Regions from separate parts of the Homo sapiens genome. Here all the other regions are linked to region 3. A link is a contact called in ENCODE Hi-C or POLR2A ChIA-PET data. All regions are on one chromosome and are shown on one strand. The core of a region is the stretch at or near the end of the contact, and the rest is flanking DNA. Distances in the headings are between cores, read along the strand shown.

What was found. A loop is a pair of places that touch in the nucleus more often than their neighbours do. ChIA-PET counts read pairs that join two places held with the same protein, here RNA polymerase II (POLR2A). Pooled maps may share reads with other maps.
Region 1: a pooled map shows a loop between it and region 3 (2.2-fold over the local background). The contact joins the enhancer-like site here to the promoter of ABCB9 in region 3. A Hi-C loop is called at or near these places in 6 of 168 maps with a recorded cell type or tissue (CD4-positive, alpha-beta memory T cell, CD8-positive, alpha-beta T cell, HepG2 and 2 more) and 13 of 50 pooled maps. POLR2A ChIA-PET finds 5 or more read pairs at or near these places in 17 of 52 experiments (BJ, CD4-positive, alpha-beta T cell, CD8-positive, alpha-beta T cell and 11 more).
Region 2: a pooled map shows a loop between it and region 3 (2.2-fold over the local background). The contact joins the enhancer-like site here to the promoter of ABCB9 in region 3. A Hi-C loop is called at or near these places in 6 of 168 maps with a recorded cell type or tissue (CD4-positive, alpha-beta memory T cell, CD8-positive, alpha-beta T cell, HepG2 and 2 more) and 11 of 50 pooled maps. POLR2A ChIA-PET finds 5 or more read pairs at or near these places in 18 of 52 experiments (AG04450, BJ, CD4-positive, alpha-beta T cell and 12 more).

The regions. Positions count from the first base shown.
Region 1 is chr12:123,082,995-123,086,412 of GRCh38, forward strand. All of the region lies in intron 2 of PITPNM2 (phosphatidylinositol transfer protein membrane associated 2), which reads right to left. It overlaps PITPNM2-AS1 (PITPNM2 antisense RNA 1), which reads left to right. Exons shown (of 3, transcript NR_038290.1): 3 at 241-1,750. Among named protein-coding and RNA genes, the nearest start is that of PITPNM2-AS1, 3.3 kb to the left of the region's middle. RefSeq lists enhancers at 561-760, 2,169-2,308, 2,748-3,042 and a silencer at 2,748-3,042. Within about 2 kb of position 2,162, at least 12 of the 41 ENCODE cell types and tissues checked have a DNase peak (open chromatin) inside an H3K27ac peak, as active enhancers do.
Region 2 is chr12:123,061,375-123,064,387 of GRCh38, forward strand. The region is part of intron 2 of PITPNM2 (phosphatidylinositol transfer protein membrane associated 2); the gene reads right to left. Among named protein-coding and RNA genes, the nearest start is that of PITPNM2-AS1, 19 kb to the right of the region's middle. Within about 2 kb of position 1,622, at least 25 of the 41 ENCODE cell types and tissues checked have a DNase peak (open chromatin) inside an H3K27ac peak, as active enhancers do.
Region 3 is chr12:122,965,011-122,968,392 of GRCh38, forward strand. ABCB9 (ATP binding cassette subfamily B member 9) reads right to left here and starts at 1,453. Exons shown (of 12, transcript NM_019625.4): 1 at 1,277-1,453. RefSeq lists enhancers at 94-901, 902-1,707 and a silencer at 1,472-1,761.

The sequences.
Region 1 (3,418 bases), core at 912-3,411, 120 kb after region 3:
CTGGCTTCTTTCACTGAGCATGTCTTATGGGTTCATCCATGTGTCGTAGCATGTTCTTTTTAAAATATTGCCTGCCCAGGCACAGTACAGTAGCATACGCTTGTAGTCCCAGCTACAGGAGGCTGTGGTGGGAGGATTGTTTGACCCAGGAGTTTGAGCCCAGCCCCCTTGGGCAACATAGTGAGACCCCATCTCTAAAAAAAAACAAAAAAGTTTTTAACTCTCTGTCTCTCCTACTAGAATGGAGTCTCTACGAGGGCAGGGATGTTGGTTGGCTGTATCCTCGGGCTGGAAGAGCACTGGCACGCAGCAGGCACTGAATAGAATTTCTAAATATACAAACGGATGAACCAATGGATGGATGGATGAATGAAGACCCTGTATAGGTCAATGCCTCAAATGTCTGTGCCTGGCCTGGAGTTATGTCCCTCACCCCCACTGTAGACTAACTCCTGGTCCCACCCTACGGCTTTGGAACTGAAGCCACAGGCCTACCATCCCTGAGAGGTAGCGGTGCTCAGCGTGGCAGGACGCCCCACTTGATGGTAGGCTTCTCCCAGATGGCTAACTGCTTCGAGTCTTTCCCCCAGATGTAACATGTCTATGGGAGGATTATGACATGGGTAGATGAGAGTCCCCAGCCATGGAGGTGACAATGTGCCCTGGAGCCTCACAAGGCAGCAGCCACCAGGAAGAGGCATGGAGGCCAGGAAGGTCCTGGAACACCAGAATTTGGCCAACAGAGCCTGAAGCCAGCACATCGTGGAGGGGCAGCAGCCTGGGGGCATTCGGGAGACCTGGAGATGTGGCAGCTGGCCAGGAGCTGGGGTACAACCTTGACAATCACTAACCTCTCACTTCCTCGTCCTGCCAGGCTATTTATAGCCTCCCTCTCTCTGAAAACTCCTTCACCCATTTTTCTGAGCTTAACAAGCTTGGTGAATTGAAATCAGGTGGACCACCTCCCCAACCTCAGCAAGCCTGCTGGGGTGACTGCACTCAGGCCAGGCCTGCTGGCAGCTCCTGCTCCATGACAGGGACCCTTGAGGGCCTGCTGAGAGTCACAGGGTTGGGGTGACCCCGGGAAGGTGGCATCTAAAGAGAGGGCAGCAGCTGGGCACCCAGGCAGACCTCAGCCAGAGATGCTGGACGATGGTGACCCCAGAAGGGCTCAGCTCACCCCAGGCCTCCTCCCTGCTTCAGGAAAAACAAACAGATTGGGACAGTGGAAAAACAGCTGTACCTTTAAATTATCTGGCCCACAGATATGAAAAACATTTGCATGCTGAAGCTGTTTGCATCTTCGGTTATTTTTAGGGTGAACCCAGTTGCCTCCCCTTGGAACCAGATGAAGCCCCAGAGGCACGTAGTCCTTTTTCCCAGACGGGGGTCCTGGTCCTGTTTCCCTGGGAATAAGGCTTGAGCATGAGCTCTCTGGGACCCAGCCCCCGACCAGAACCACACCGTGCATTCAGGCTTGGGAGGAACTGGAGCACCAGGGAGCCAAGGCTGCAACTTTGAACATTTGCCACTGCTGACATCGTGGCCACCCACCTGGGGCCAGAAAGAGCCCCTCCGCTGCCCCCAGAGCATGGGTGAAGAGACGAACGCTTAGCCTACTACCTCCTCTCATGCCAGGCCCAGCTGATGGGAATATTTTGCTGAGATATTTCTAGCACCAGCAGCAATTAAAGCAGATTTTCTCTTCCACTCCCCTTCCCCAAAACAAGAATAAATCAGTTCTACCAATTTCCCAGCTAATGATTTCCTCCATTAAATTAAAAAGAAGAAGAAAATGTTTTCTTAAATGGATTACCAGCCCTGTGCTTTCAGAGACCATGTGACCTGTCAACTCCTTTTAAAGTCTGATACATCAAAGTCCCTGAATTAATTTTTAATAAATAAAAAAGTCATAATCTAAGAAGCACCATCCCACACACCCCCCTCCCCCATCAAGGGTCAGCTCTGAGCTGACTCTGGGAAGCCAGCTTAATCGGGCCAAGTATGGCTCTTAATAGAGAACCAGATCCATTCCACAGATGGGAGAGACAAGGCTGAGAGATGTCAGGTGCCCAAGCACAGAAATCAGGCCCTGAGATGAACCTAGAGTTGTGGCATGCACCGTAGAGTGCTACATGTGGAACTGAGTCCTTGATTTCGAGGGGCACCTGTCTGGAGAGATGCAAACAGGTAGATCCAGGAGCTGAGGAGTAACTAAGTAGGTGTGAGCTAGCGCCATCTGCGTGACCCAGATGGGGGCTCCTGGGCAGGACCTGGGCTTCTCTTCCTCTTTTGCTCCCTGGCAGCACCTGGTATAGGGTCAGCACACAGTGCTGACATCCCCTTTGCTTCAAAAAGCCCACCCCCTACAACACAGACAAACCTCAAAAACATGATGCTGAGCAAAAGAAGCCAGACACAAAAGGCCACATATTGCAAGACTCTGTTCCTATGAAACATCTAGAAGACGCAAATCCATAGAGACAAAGAGTACGGCAGAGGCTACTGGGGGTGAGGAAAAGGGTTGGGAGTTGTTAGTTAATGGGTGCAGTTTCTGTTTGGGATGATAAAAAAAATTCTGGAAATGGATAGGGGTGATGGTTACACACATTCTAAATGTACTTATGCCAATGAACTATACGCATAAAAGTGGTTAACACAGAAAATTTTATGTTATGTATATTTTACCACAATAAAAAAAAATACAAGGAGAAAAAAGCCCACTCTCCAAAATGCAACTTGAAGATACAGGATGGCCAATAACTCCACAGGGACAATGGTGGGACCCTCTGCAAACTGCCCCCAGACAGACTCAATGCTTAAAGCACAGCGCAGAGGCTCACAGGGCCTGTCTTGTCATGTATGAACACCAGGGACCTTCAGAGAAGGGCTCTTTGTGTGAGCCAGCATGACTAAGCCAGGATGCCCTGTCTCCCTGGCGGCCAGCCAGATGCCACAGGGCAGGCAGGGGCTGAGAAGTCTCTGTGGACACCTCCCTGGAAGGCACCTCCTGGTCTCGGCATTCACTGCACCCTTTTCCTGAAATGCACTTCCCGATATTCCGTAACCTGCTTCCTACGTTTATTTAGGTTTTCACAGGGAGGTCCTCTCTGACCATCTACAGTTAGAAAAATACCGGGAAGGTTGCTGGAGCCAGGCAAGGTAGCCGTGAGCAAGAACAGGAAAGCCAGGGCCCCAACACTATGACATGCCAGCACCTTCCTGCTCCCTGGCTACAGAAAAGCAGCTTGCAGGGGGCATCAGGTCCTGGCTCCATCATTTACCAGCTTGGGGGCCTTGGCTAGTTCCTTCAACCCTCTAAACCTCGGTTTTCTCTTCTACAAAATGGGGGTGAAGACAGTGTTTGTCTCTTGGGCTTTTCTGAGGACTACAATGAGATGATGTATAGTAAGTGTTT
Region 2 (3,013 bases), core at 372-2,871, 97 kb after region 3:
CTGCAGATGAGGAAACAGGAAACAAGCTCTGGAGAGGTCTGCTGACGTGCCTACAATCCAAGGATGGTTAACCACTACAGCCATAACCCTGTCCCAGATCTCTCCACTGTCCAAGAGTAGGCCCTCTCACTGCACTATGGCACGTCAGGCATGGCTTGGGCAGGGTGGATAGGAGGCGTCCCAGTGGGCAAGAAGCTTCTCAGACCAAAGGCTTCTGAGCCAGGGTCAATGTGGTGGATGGTGGGAGTCATTGGTCATCACAAGATGATGCGTCTCACAGGAAATGGGAAAGAACTTGTACACTGGGGAGTCAGAAAAAGGGGGAAGCCTGGGGCTTTCAGGCCCTGACAAAGCTCCTGCATCCAAGGGAGCTTCTGAAGGTTGTAGGAGAAGGTGGCTGCTAGCAGGGTCCCCAAGAACAGCTGCCGACAGAGTTTGGACAAAGTTATGCCATCTCCCTATGTGCCAGTGGCTTCAGAGAGTTCTGGAGGAAAGACCCAAGAGCCGGAGCAGCTATGAGGGCTGGCTGCTGGGAAGAGATGGAGTTGGGTGCGGAGGAAGGCACAGGTGTTCTAACAAAGGGACTCTGAGAAGCAGGAACTACGGTGTAGAGGTAGGCGGTAAGTTCCTAGGGAGGCCCTGCAGCAACTGAGGGGCCCCTGCTCCTCCTCCTCCTTCTCCCTGCCAAGTAGAGCAGCCTGGCTTGCATCTGTCTGCTCCCCTCCGGTGCACCTGGGACCCTGATGCTTGCTGCTTCCCATTTCAACAAATCCAGGGAGACAGGTTCCTGAGTCCCCAGACTCCCTCCCAGACAGGCAGCCAGGTGGAAGGGAAAGTTTGGGGTCCAGCGCCTGCACTTCTCATCTCTCCGTCCTTAGATCTGATACTTGCAACTGAGCCTTGGTTTACTCATCTGTAAAGGGAGGTGGTAATACGTCCAGTGAGGGGGTAGAACACTATGCCTGGCAACCAAGATGTGTTCTGTCACCCACAGGAATACTAAAAATATCTAACCCCTGGGCACTGCTGCTGGCTGTGGGGCTGGGGGAATCCTGGAGGTGCCTGTGGACAGCATTGCCCACTTAGCTCCAGAAATCCCAGGGAAGGGACAATAAGGGGGACGGGGCAGGGGCAGAGGCTATTTACCAGCAAAAAAAAGTACAGCACTCTTGCTCTTGGGGCTAGATGTATCTAGGATTTCAGAATATCCTGAACTTTAGACAGGTAAAGCTGCATATCTCAGCAGCATCCAATAAACAAATACATTGAACTCTCTGCAGTGAAAGACATGAATATAGAATACATAAAGACTATAAATAGCCTCACTTGGACTATAAATAGCCTCACCTCAGTTCAGGAAAAATTTTGCTGCCAAATGAGTTACAAAAAAGTGTCTGGTTTTCAGTGTGCTGGATTTTGGAATTGAGGATAAGGAATTGTGGATCTGCACATCAATGTTTTCACCACATATCTGTGTGAACCAACTGCATATCACCCCTGCTTCACCCCACTACCAATGCAGGACAGATGAGGGGTGACATGTGCTCTGCCTCTAAAACTCACCAGGCCCTGTGACCTTGGGGAACACAGTCCAAAGAGATGAGTCACACACGAAAGCAAATGTGCACACACACACAAACAGCAATGCCTATAAATATATTCATAACACAGGCCTGCGGGCACATAGGTCCACAAGGACGCAGAGCCCAGCTCTGCTGACGGAACCTGTGTTGCCCCAGGGCCCGCTGACCCCTGCTCAGGGCAAGGCCTGTGTTTCCAGGCCTGTGACTGGGCAAGCAAGGGTAGGCAGGAATGAGGAACACGGCAGGGCTTGGTGGTTGAGAGCTTCCTCATCTCTGCAGTGTGGAGAAGGGGCAGGTATGCCAGGCAGACCTGGCTCTGGTACCAGCACTGCCACTGCCCAGCCGGTGGCCTTAGATAGGTGGCCTTGGGCAGGTGGCCTGCGCCCCTGGCTGGGCTGCATTTCTTCACCTGCAAAGTCTGAGTGAAACAGGCCTCTTGGGCTTGGTGAGAGGCACACAGGAGCCCCCAGGGCTTGGCACACAGCTGGTGCTTAGGAAGTGCTTGCTGACTCTGTTCTGTGACGTTGCTTAAATGCATAATATTTAAAAGAGGGGGCTAAAATAAGTGGCCCCTTCAGTCCCAGAAGCGTCTCCCTCTCCCCCAGGGCTCTCTTTGGAGGCAGAGCCCCTTGTGGGTCTCTGTCCTACACCAGGGCTCTCTGGTCAGAATGCAGATGAGACCTACTGGATGCTCTGGCTGCCAAGAGCAGCCCCCACGAGACCAGGCTCCAGGTCTGGAAGGAAAAGCCTAGAGCAGGGACCCCTGGAGGAGGGGTCACAGCATTGCAGGCAGAACTCAGGCTTTGACATCAGAATGGTGCTCTGATCACACAGCTCCACCCCTCACTTGGTCTTAAGGAAGTTACTTAAACTCTCTGAGCCTCAGTTCTTCATTTTATAGGTGAAGGTATGTGGACCTTCATTTTATAGGTATGTGGACCTAGTCCAATACCACACACACCTCATAGGGTAGTAAGGGGAATAAATTAACAGACAATCAATGTAAAGCACCCAGCACACAACACCCAAGCAACAGCAGCAGCCGCTATTATTACTATAATGATGATGGTGATGGTGATGGTGATGCTGGGGATCAGCCCTGCTAAAGAACTGTGTCCCCACACTCAAAACAGTCAGGACTAGGGGAAACAAATCATTGATATCATTTTGTCACTATGCATTATTGCCAGCCTTCCCAGGGTTGGGGCCGTTGCTCACTGTTTCGACCCTCCCAGCAACGCTGCCAGCAGGCAGACAGACGCACTCTCCCCACTCCAAATTGGAAAATGGAAACCAAGAGAGCGACAGGGACTTGGTCAAGGTCATCGGGCAAGTCAGTAGCAGGGAAGGGATGAGAACTCCTCATTCTGGGCCCAGGGTGACACCAAACCGATCCCAACCAGCACCCCAAGGCCTGCAGCCCACAGGAG
Region 3 (3,382 bases), core at 203-2,702:
AGACAATAGATAAAAGTTATTATGACACTGCAACAGAGACCCTTCACCGGGCCCTACTATGTGCCTGGCACCTCCCAAAGCAGCCAGGCCTCCCCACTTCCCTGGGAGGACCCTGTGGTCATCAGCTTCGTTTTACAGCTGGGGAGACAGAAGAGGTTAAGTGACACGCAGAAAAAGGACGAAGGCAGGATGGAGACCCGCATCCAGGGTCTCCAGGATGGAGACTCGGGGGTCCCCTGTCCAGGCTATTCAGGGATTGCAAGAAAAGGGGCCAAAGAACTTGGGTGGCCCAGTGGCCTCGGTTCACCCCTGACATGGTGAGCTTTTTACCCCGGTGTGGGCCCAGACCCAGATAAGCCCATTCCATTCGCTGCGCAGCAAAGCACTGACTGACAGAGGCCTGCTGGGTGGGAGGGCCTGACTGTGGGGGTCCCTGGCTCTGGGGCAGGAGCGGGCTGGGTCTGCGTGGGTCCATCCTGATTTCATCCCTGCTGAGCCTCTGGCAGCCCACGTGGGGCCCAGCCTCACTCTGGGACTTGAGAAGCTGTCTCAGGTGCTCTCAGCTCTAGGAGAGGCAGAGAGGCGCGAGGTGCCCTCCCTCCAAGCCTCCTCTTGTCACCCGGCCCTGCACTATCCGGAAAAGGGGAATGGGCAGAGGCGGGGATCCTGTCAGCCCAGCTTAAAGCTGTCTCAGTTAATGTCAGGCCGGGGGAGGAGGCTTTTTTTTTTTTTCCAGAGGCCCAGAAATAAAAGAGGCTCCCCTGGGAACCTACAGGCCTCACTGCCAGCGTGGATGGCGGGGAGCAGCGGCAGCCCACTGGCCTGCTGAGGAGACTGAGAAAAGGGCTTTGCCCAGGTCAGCAGGAACAGGCCAGATCCCCCAGGCTTCTGCCAAAGCCCTGGTGCTCAGGATCCCTGGGAAGCCCTGACATGGACAGTGGGAGCCCTCAGAAGGCGCGCCAGCCCCGTCCTGGGGGAACGACAGCCATCCCAGGATCCTCCAACACCTCCCACATTTTCCAAGAGGCAGCGGCGCCTTGGGGGTTAAAAAAAATGGCAACATTCGCCCTACGGGCGCGGAAAGGATGCTGCAGGGATGGGGGCTGGGAGCTGCGGCTGCGGGCTCCGGGAGGGCTCCAGGGAGGCTCCCACCTTCAACCGAGATGCCTATTCCCACCGAGGCAGGGGTGCCCAGACGCCCCCCAACGCGTGCCTGGCCTGGCACCCTGGCCTGGAAAGGTCCCAAAACCAGGGGTCTAGGGTGCCTTGCCCTTACCTGTTACCTGGCACCAGGTGAGCTCTGGGAGGGGGCGCGCAGCAGGCTCGGGTCTGGGGTGCAGTTTCCGCGCTGCTCATTGAAGACTGCGCCGGACGCGGTCCTCGCTCCGCTCTTCCCGCTGCTCCTCCCCGCCTCCCACCCGCGCTGCGCCGCTGCAAGGTCGGAGCTGAGACTGGCGTGCGTTGAGACAGGCTGATGGACGGGGCGGGGCCTCAGTGACGGAGGGGGCGGGGATCCTGGGGCAGGGACCGGCGGAGCCTCCCGGGAGGGGCGGGGCCTCAGGAGGAGTGGGCGGGCTTTCCTGGACGGGGCGGGGCCCCCGAGGAGGGGGCTGGCGAAGCCTCCGGGTGGGGACGGGCCTCCTGGGGGCGGGGCCACAGCTGGCCACCTGCTCACCTGTGGCAAACTCCTCCCACATCTGGCCAACCAGGCCCTCCACACTGCGTGCTGGCCTCCACCTGGAGCCACGGGCCCATCCTGAGGGGACGGAAATGGTTTCACCTGAAGGAGGCCAGCTTTTTAACTGGCCTTTTTCCCTGGAGGGACAGCCAGCCAGTCCAGGAGGGTGGGTTATGGTCCTCATTCATTCACTTATTCTTTCATTCGTTCACCCAACAGATATTTATCCAGTGCCTACGGCGTGCCATATGCCCTTTTAAGCATTTGAAATTAAACAATTAACAAAACAAGATCCTTGCCCTTCTGGAGCTGACATTCTAGTGAGGGTGTCAGACAACACATATAAGCAAATGAGATATATTGGAAGGGAATACATTTTACGGAGAAAATTGGTGCAAGATCAGGGATTCGGGGCATTGGAGAGGGGAGGCAGCGATATGTCCTCAGTGACTGCCAGGTGCTGGGAACACAGCTGTGTGTGAAAAGACAGAAAACTCCCAGCCTTCATGGCGTGAAGGGGACAGAACATCAGCAAGTAAGTGCATAAGGCCATTCAGGTACTGGATGCAGTAAAATAAATAAAATTGTGTAAGTGAAAGGTGAGAAGGCGTGAGCCACGGGGAGGGAGGAACATCCTACGCTAAGGCCTGCAAGTTCAAAGGCTCTGAGGTGGGAACCAACTTGGCCACTTGAGGACCAGAAAAGGGTCCATGTGGCCTGAACCGTGGGAAGTGGGTGGGGGAGTGGACTTACGGCCCAGAGGGGCAGCAGGTGGGGCTAGAACTGCCCACATCCCTGGATCCTCTGATCAGAGGCTTTGTTTTTTCCTGAGACAGAGACTCCAGGATGGAGTGCAGTGGCGAGTTCTCAGCTCACTGCAGCCTCTGCTTCCCAGCTTCAAGTGATTCTCCTGCCTCAGCTTCCCAGGTAGATGGGATTACAGGTGTCCGCTACCACGCCTGGCTAATTTTTGTATTTTTAGTAGAGATGGGGTTTAGCCATGTTGGCCAGGCTGGTCTCAAACTCCTGACCTCAAGTGATCTGCCCTCCTTGGCCTTCCAAACTGCTGGGATTAGAGTCGTGAGCCATGTGTGCCCAGCCCTGAACAGAGGCTTTTTGGAGCACTCTCTGAATTGGAAATGTCCTCTGCTACTTGGTGGGACAGCTTCTTTAGAGGGGAATTTGTTCAGAACTTACAACACTATGTTTTTTTTTAACCCAGAAGGAATTTCCTCTACAGATAGACTTGTGCAAGGGAGCTAAGGTACTAGCTTAAAGGTAGTTACTACAGTAGCAAAAGTCTGGAAATAACCTAAATACCCTTCCATAGGGAACTGGCCAAATAATTAGAGAACACCTGTTCAACAGAATACTCTGTAGCCAGAAAAAAAAAAATAGAAGACATAGAGTTATATAAAGGTATGGAATGACCTCCTAAATGTATTGAGTAAAAACCAAGGAGAGAATAAAGTTGAACCATGTTACTATTGGTGCAAAAACAAAGGCAAATATCTAATTGTACTTGAAGACGATATCTTGGATGGACTGTCCAAAAAGCAGGAGTCACTCAGAGCTGGGCTCTGTCATTTATGCTGTGTGACCTTAAAGAGGTGACTTTGCCTATCTGAGCCTGTTTTCTCATCAGAGAAATGGGGTAATAAAGATATCGACTGCATCAGGTAAAGGTAAAATGTGACAAGGCCA